Linked DNA regions of Homo sapiens: region 1 is linked to region 2. The links are chromatin contacts, found by Hi-C in ENCODE. All regions are on one chromosome and are shown on one strand. Each heading gives the region's core, a stretch centred on a gene start or an enhancer-like site at or near the end of the contact. The rest is flanking DNA. Distances are from core to core; before and after follow the strand shown.

Region 1 (3,935 bases), core at 1,008-3,507, 2.5 Mb after region 2:
ATACAAAAACAAGCCGGGCGTGGTGATATGTGCCTGTAATCCCAGCTACTCTGGAGGCTGAGGCAGGAGAATGGCTTGAACCCAGCAGGTGGAGGTTGCAGTGTGCCGGAATCGCACCATTGTACTCCACCCGTGGCGACAGGGTGAGACTCTGTCTCAAAAAAACAACAACAAAAAATCAGCTCCAAAATCATCAGAGACTTGCTCACCCTACATATCCACCACCATGGGTCAGCTGGGGACTCAGCTCATCATTGTCCCTCTAAGATGCTGGCTGACGGGATGGCCGCCACCTGAAACACTGCCAGTCATCAAGCCAAAGGGAAACATACTCTGGAGGGAACTGCACTGGCAATTAAATGCTCCAGTATGAAGGGAATGCCCTCACTCCCACACACGATCCATTAGCCAACACCAGTACTGGCCACACCCCCGAGCCACAGGGTCAATGGAAACTAACCTTATGCCAGAAGAGGGACAATGGGAACTAGCTGGTGAATACCAGTAATGACCACCACAGGAACTTCAAACGAAGATACACTTTCGTTCGCTTGTTTTAAAAGTTCTTTATTATCCCTAGATTATATTTTCTCTATTGTGTTTCTGCACTCTCCCTTGATCAAATAATTCTGTCATTTCGTCTGTCTACTTTCAGATTCATGGACATTACACTTAAGACATGACTAACGAAAAGCCTCTCTTCAGATAATGATAAGTTAGGATTGTTTGTGCCAATAGCCCAAGGCAAGGAATTTCTCATATTACTTGTTTGTTCTCCCTTTCAACACTTCGTATTTCTGGGTTTTCTTCACTGTTTTTTCTTTCCACCCTTCCATGCTAGTCTCCTGCTCAATCTCTTACCTTTTATCGAAAAAAAAATTACTCAACATTTTATTTTTTCACAGCTATTTGGTCTAATTGGCAAAGGATTCTGTGGAATAGCAGAATTCTAACTTTGCAGCCGGGCGCGGTGGCTCACGCCGGTAACCCCAGCACTTTGGGAGGCTGAGGCGGGCGGATCATGATGTCAAGAGATCGAGACCATCCTGGCCAACATGGTGAAACCCCGTCTCTACTAAAAATACAAAAAAATTAGCTGGGCATGGTGGCACGCCCTGTAGTGCCAGCTACTCGGGAGGCTGAGGCAGGAGAATCACTTGAACCTGGGAGGTGGAGGTTGCAGTGAGCCGAGATTGCGCCCCTGCACTCCAGCCTGGGGAGAGAGTGAGACTCTGACTCAAAAAAATAAAATAAAAATAAAAATAAAAATTCTAACTTTGCTGGTTTCCTAACCCCCAAATTCAGATGAATTTGAATTCTGAAATACAGTAACAGGAATTATCAGCCTGTCTGATTCTAAATTTTGTTGGATCTTCCTCCCAGGACCGTGGACAGCCCAGCCAGCTGTAAAGGCCTCTAAAAAGATCTGGAACAGATCCCCAAGAGGTATCTCACCAAATGAGTCCATTCCACTACAATGGCCAGAATCTTCAGTTTTACACCCTTGCTCATGCCCACCGCTCACCCGGAGTCCAGACCCAAGCACCATGCTGCGTAGTTCCTAATACGGCAAAACTATCCAGCATTTTTGGTGAAATTGGCTGGAATGCTTCACTTAGTCCGTTTTTCACTGTTAGCAGGAGAACCACCCTAGTATCTTTCATAGAACAGATCCGAATGACAAACACCATCGTGCCCTCGGAGGGCTGAGCTTGTGTTACTGGGTCTGGTCCTACAAACCCTGAAAATCCTGAATCTCTCAAGCAAAGAGATTCCCCAGGGCCAGCTCTGGCCCTTAACAGGCACCCCTTAACGCCAAGCTGCGAATCTGGCTAGGACCTCTATATTTTAGCCAAGAACACCTTGAAATGTACAGTCCTACCAAAGGAACTAATACAAATCCAGAAGCACAAGGCTAAAGAAAAAAAAAAAAAAAACCCCAATGCCCATTGTTGAAAGCCAATTGCGGGGTGAGTGGGGTGATAAGGCTAGCCCACAGCGGATTTAGGCGACGTGGGGAGATGCCAAAGTGAATACACGGTGACTTCTAAATCTAGACGTCTGGAAGGGGCCATGAGAGCCAGACAACTGGGCCCGAACCCCGCCCGGGAGCCAGGGTTTGCAAGGGGCTAAACCGGCTGGGGAGCCTCCCTCTCGCGGGTCCAGCCTCGGCGGCCCGGGACGCCGGTAGGCGGGGCCTGAGCCTCGCCCCGCCCCCGCTGCCCGCCATTCGGGTCACCTGACCCACCCGCGGCTCACGTGATCCGTCCCCAGCGCCGCCATTTTGGAGCTCCGGATGAGGAGGGGGAAACCGGGGGAAAAGAGGGAAAAGAGCCGGGAGAGAGGTGGGCAAGGACGAGGGCGAGGGCACGGCCGGGTCCTGGCTGGCCAAACGAGGCTCGCGGAAGCAGCAGCCGCCGCCTGACCGCAGGTACCGCGCCCCGGGGCCGCCCCTCCGCCCGCTGTTAGCGCCGCCGCCGGCCATGTGCATCCTCCCCTCAGGCCTCTGCCGGCGCTCGCTTCCTCCTCAGCCGGCCGACCCCCGCCCGGTGCTAGCCACAAGCCCCAAGTTCCGTGTCCCGGTTCTGTCTTCTGTGCAGCAAGGCCTGCGGAGACTCTGGGCTTGCCCTGCAGCTGGGGGTGGGGGGAACTTGCTGCTCCCTGCATACTGTCACCAGCCCGGCCCGCCCGCAGGCGTTGCTTCCTTCTCCAGGCGTTGCTTCTTTCTGCAAATGTGAGATCGCTTAGGCCAGCCGGGATGGACCCAGCCACGATGTTCTCACAGCATCTTTTGATTAATTTTCTAAGCTCCCTCATTCCCGACCCATCACCTCAGTCCTTTAGCCAGTGCGTGGTGTAGAAAAAGCTACTACAGAAACGCAGCCCTGGTCTTCTGCATTTATTACCATCCTCTGGAGATAGAATGATGTCTCCAGAGATCACGGAGACCATCAGGGAAAGTTCCCACCTCTTAAGACCTGGGGGCATCGGAATGAATGGTTTGTGTAGAAGGCCGGGATGATTAATAAGGTGGCGGCCACTTTCCCAACCCCAAGGCGGTATTTTTAAGTTTCTGCAGTGGGCTGTAATTTGCTATCAGTCTGCATCGCTCTTCTCAGGCAATTACTGGATTTATCACCTCTTTGAGTTTGCACTTTCTCCAGTACTCCCCTCTCACTCAGAGTATGGGTTGCATTATTGATTAAAAGAAAGCCTGGCCCTTCATTCCTTTACCTCACTAACTCGTTGAAAATTAACTTCAGGGGAGCCCTAAAGATGTTTTTTCTGCCCTGGCAGTGAGCTATTTTACTTAACCGTAATCGATAAGGTAGTTGCATTCTAGGTGAAACGAATAAGCATTTTTTTATCTTTTAGATTTATTCCAGCCAGTATAAGAAACAGTGGCAAAGAAATGTAGGACCAGAGTAGGAAACTGCGTTAGAAGATATATAGGTCACACCACTGTGTCATATCTTTTTATGCTGTTTTTCTGCCTATTGTGCTTGGTTGCAGAATCACTCGTTAGATTGTATTTTTAGTTTAGATTAAAATAGCAATGTGCAATTTATTGTTCCATTCTCATTAGAAAATGTTGTCAGTAAAACCAATAGTGTTGAGTCCAGTACCTAAATTCTGAGGTAAAACAAAATACACAATTATTGGGAGAAGTTTCCAGAGCTATTTTTTCCTAACTTCTGCAAAATCCTCAAGTCGGCTTGTTAGATAAATTATTTAAATTTGCATTACGTAATAGGGTTGCATGAACATTCCTCTGAATTTCTTTTTACATGGAATATTGAGAAATTTTTCACTGCCAAAAAAAAAATCATTACTTTGTTTCACCAAGAAAGAGAAATGTTTTGATACTATATACTTTCGTTCTTGGCCACAGCTGGATTTTGAAGATTGATCCAAGGGACTGTATTAATTTCAGG
Region 2 (3,427 bases), core at 177-2,676:
CTTGGCCAGTGCCTGTCTTTCAAATGTTCATTCAGAAACAATTTAAGTGTCTCCCTTGGTCCAGGCACTATGCCAAGAACTGACAGATACAGCAGTGAGCAAGATGGGCAAGGTGGGGAGAGAGACAAGAAACAGAGAGGCACCAAGACTGTGTAGGGGCTGGGCTCCCAGCACTTTGGGAGGCCAAGGCGGGAGGATCGCTTGAGCTCATGGGTTTGAGACCAGCCTGAGCAACATAGCAAGACCCTATCCCTACCTGCCACCCCCCACCCCCCGCCACAATAAAAAATACAAGTCTTGAGGGAGAAAGGACAGAGGAGCTGTGGAGAGGAGGCCTGAGGTCTGAGGGTGGGGGATCAGGGTCAGGTCCTGTGGAGCCTGTAGCCTAGGACACGGAGTGTGGATTTGACCCTTATGCGAAACAACTGGAAGGCTTTTTGTTTCTTTTTCTGTAGAAATGGGGGTCTCACTGTTACCCAGGCTGGTCTCGAACACCCCAAGGGATCAGCCGTCTCGGCCTCCCACAATGCTGGGATTAAAGGCGTGAGCCACCGCGCCCGGCCTCAACTGGAAGGCTTTAAGTGAGAGATGGGGTGCAAGGGAATCCCAGAGTCAGAAAGGTCTTCAGAGAGCCAGGAAGGGCTTGCGGGGGAGGGGCGCATATGGAAGGGGCGCATGGAAGGAACTCACAGATTCCTTGAATGAATGAATGAACGACCCAATGCACTGACGGATGAATGGACAGGCGGCCAGGAATAGCAGCCGGCCCCCAGGGAGCCCCAGACCCCGCGGCCTGAAGCCTTGGTTCTAGGCCAAGGCACAGGCGCGGTGACCTTGGGGATGTCCCCGCCCAGGACTCAGGGCCCGGAACTCGGCGTCTCGGGGGCGGGGAGGGCGTGCCTGGCGGGACAGCGCGCGCGGAGGAACGGCGGGCGGTGCTCCTCGGGTAGGCCCCCCACACATCCCCTTGGCTCAGCCCTGCCGGGGCCCGAACCCGCGCCGCCCGCCGTGTTTACATTCCACCCGCGCCAGCCACGCGGCTTTTTGCCGCTCCAGCGCCGCTCGGCCCCGCCCCCGGCGCCCGCGGCCCGCCCCTCGCCGCCGCGCGCCAGACTTCTCCCGCGTCCCGCCCGCCGCCCCGCCCCGCGTCCCGCGCCCCGCGCCCCGCGCCCGGCCCTCGGCGCGCAGGCCCTGTCACTTGGCCCCGCCCTGTCCGCCGGCCCCGCCCCTGATTCCCCGTCCCTGCGCCTCGCGGGCCGGCGCCGTGGAGGGGCGGGTCCGGGGGCGGGGCGAGGGACGGGGCGGGACGGGCTCTGGGTCCCGCGCGGCCGCTGAGGGGCTGGGAGCCGCGGCGGGGCGGTGCGAGGGCGGGCCGGGGCCGGTTCCGCGCGCAGGGATTTTAAATGTCCCGCTCTGAGCCGGGCGCAGGAGCAGCCGGCGCGGCCGCCAGCGCGGTGTAGGGGGCAGGCGCGGATCCCGCCACCGCCGCGCGCTCGGCCCGCCGACTCCCGGCGCCGCCGCCGCCACTGCCGTCGCCGCCGCCGCCTGCCGGGACTGGAGCGCGCCGTCCGCCGCGGACAAGACCCTGGTGAGTCTACTGCCGCGGGCTGCGGACAGGGACTCCTGGGGCCCAGACCGCGCCGGGGAGCTGGGTGGGGGCGGGGTGCGGCCGGGTCGCGGGTCCCCGGGCGGCGTCGCGGGGCGCCCGGGAGGGTGCTGAGAGCGCGGCGGGGTGGGGTGGAGGGGACACTGAGGCAGCCCGGGCCCCGGGAGGCGACGGGCCGGTGAGGGCGGCGGGGGCGGCGGGACCCCGGGTCGGGGGTCGGCGGGTGCCCGGGTCGCGGGTGACAGGCCACCCCGCCATCGGCCATCTTCCTGGCTCGCCCGGCCGCCCGCGCGCAAAGGGGGAAGGGGTACTGGGCCCGCGGCCTGACCCCGCCGCCGCCTCACCCCGCGCCGCCCCGCAGGCCTCAGGCCGGAGCAGCCCCATCATGCCGAGGGAGCGCAGGGAGCGGTGAGTGCCCGCGCCGCGGGGCCGGACGGGACGGGACGGGACGGGACGGGTGGCGTGGGGGAGGGGCGGCCGCGGGTGCTCACCCGGCCCGGTGCCACCCGGGTCCACAGGGATGCGAAGGAGCGGGACACCATGAAGGAGGACGGCGGCGCGGAGTTCTCGGCTCGCTCCAGGAAGAGGAAGGCAAACGTGACCGTTGTGAGTACAAAAGAGACAGGTTGGGGAGCATCCCCCCCATCTCACCTGGGTACCCGACTTGGCTCTGCCTACGGGGGCGGGGGTCCCTTGGGCAGGAACGGAGCTCATAACCTGATCAGCTTTCTCTTCTTCTCTCTGTTTTTGTCTTGTTTGGTGTGTTTCCTTGGGGTCATGGGGGTGGCTTCATGTTAGTTTTTGCAGGATCCAGATGAAGAAATGGCCAAAATCGACAGGACGGCGAGGGACCAGTGTGGGAGCCAGGTAGGTCCGCCCGGGGTTGGGCCTCTGTGGAGGTCCTTCTCCCCCTGGGTCACATGGGGTTTCATGCTGTCTTGTCTCTTGCTGGAGACACTCTGGTGAGAGTGAACTTCTCTAATGCAGCCACAGCCCATATGGCCCAGCACTGTACCTGTCAGTGGGCACTGGCCTCTGCCAGTCCTGGGATTCCAGGAAGCTTGGTGTTCCTGACTGGCACCGTCTGAGATTACAGATATGTGCCTAGCCTGGAAGAACCAGAATGGACATCACAGTATTCAGTCCTCCCCTTCTGCCCAGGAGGAAACTGAGACTCAGTTAGAGGAAGAAAGTAACCCAGAGTCCTGTGCCATCCAGGGGCAAAGTTGGGCTCTCGGCCTTGTCTGTAAAAGCTGGTGAACTGGGGGAGGGTTCCTGGGTGTTTATAAGCAACAACTTTCCCCCTATCTACACCTATTTTTCTTGTCATGGTGTTTAAGGACCTCCTCCGTCTTCTGTAGGTCAGATTTCAAATTCTTCTCCTCTTTCTGGCCCTGGAAGTTCTTATAGCCCCTCCAGCAATTACCTGCATTGATCCCCAGCTCAGCCTGACCTCAGCAAGAGTATCAGTGGAACATTCAGTGTAATGATAGGTGGTGTCTCAATACATTTTTTTTTGACTGCTTTTCTTTTCTCTCCTTAAGGAGTTCCTGCCAAATTTCCTGCATGCAGTGTGATAATCATTATAATATCAGAAGTTTCTTGCAGAAAAAGCTTGTACTATCTCTTTACTTTCAGAAATGGCTGGAGACTGTAGTTATGGCTCCAGTGGGGGAAGCAGCCTATCTCTAAACTAGCTGGTCAGGCCTTCTGACTCTATCACAGATAAACGCTGAACAGAAACAGTGTTCGACCTGAGTGCAGGGATCCCAGCTAGGTTAGCAGAGAAGCCCCTCACTTTGCAGAGCAGCAGCCAGGGTA

What was found. Hi-C counts contacts between places; a loop is a spot of excess contacts on that map. Pooled maps may share reads with other maps.
Region 1: a map with no recorded cell type shows a loop between it and region 2 (22-fold over the local background). The contact joins the promoter of ZNF507 here to the promoter of CCNE1 in region 2. A Hi-C loop is called at or near these places in 2 of 37 single-sample maps with no recorded cell type and 4 of 50 pooled maps.

Annotation. Positions count from the first base shown.
Region 1 is chr19:32,343,353-32,347,287 of GRCh38, forward strand. ZNF507 (zinc finger protein 507) reads left to right here and starts at 2,258. Exons shown (of 7, transcript NM_001136156.2): 1 at 2,258-2,431; 2 at 3,893-3,935. RefSeq lists silencers at 2,082-2,211, 2,242-2,431.
Region 2 is chr19:29,810,565-29,813,991 of GRCh38, forward strand. It overlaps CCNE1 (cyclin E1), which reads left to right and starts at 1,427. Exons shown (of 12, transcript NM_001238.4): 1 at 1,427-1,588; 2 at 1,968-2,014; 3 at 2,125-2,212; 4 at 2,405-2,473. The coding sequence starts at 1,992. RefSeq lists a silencer at 881-1,510.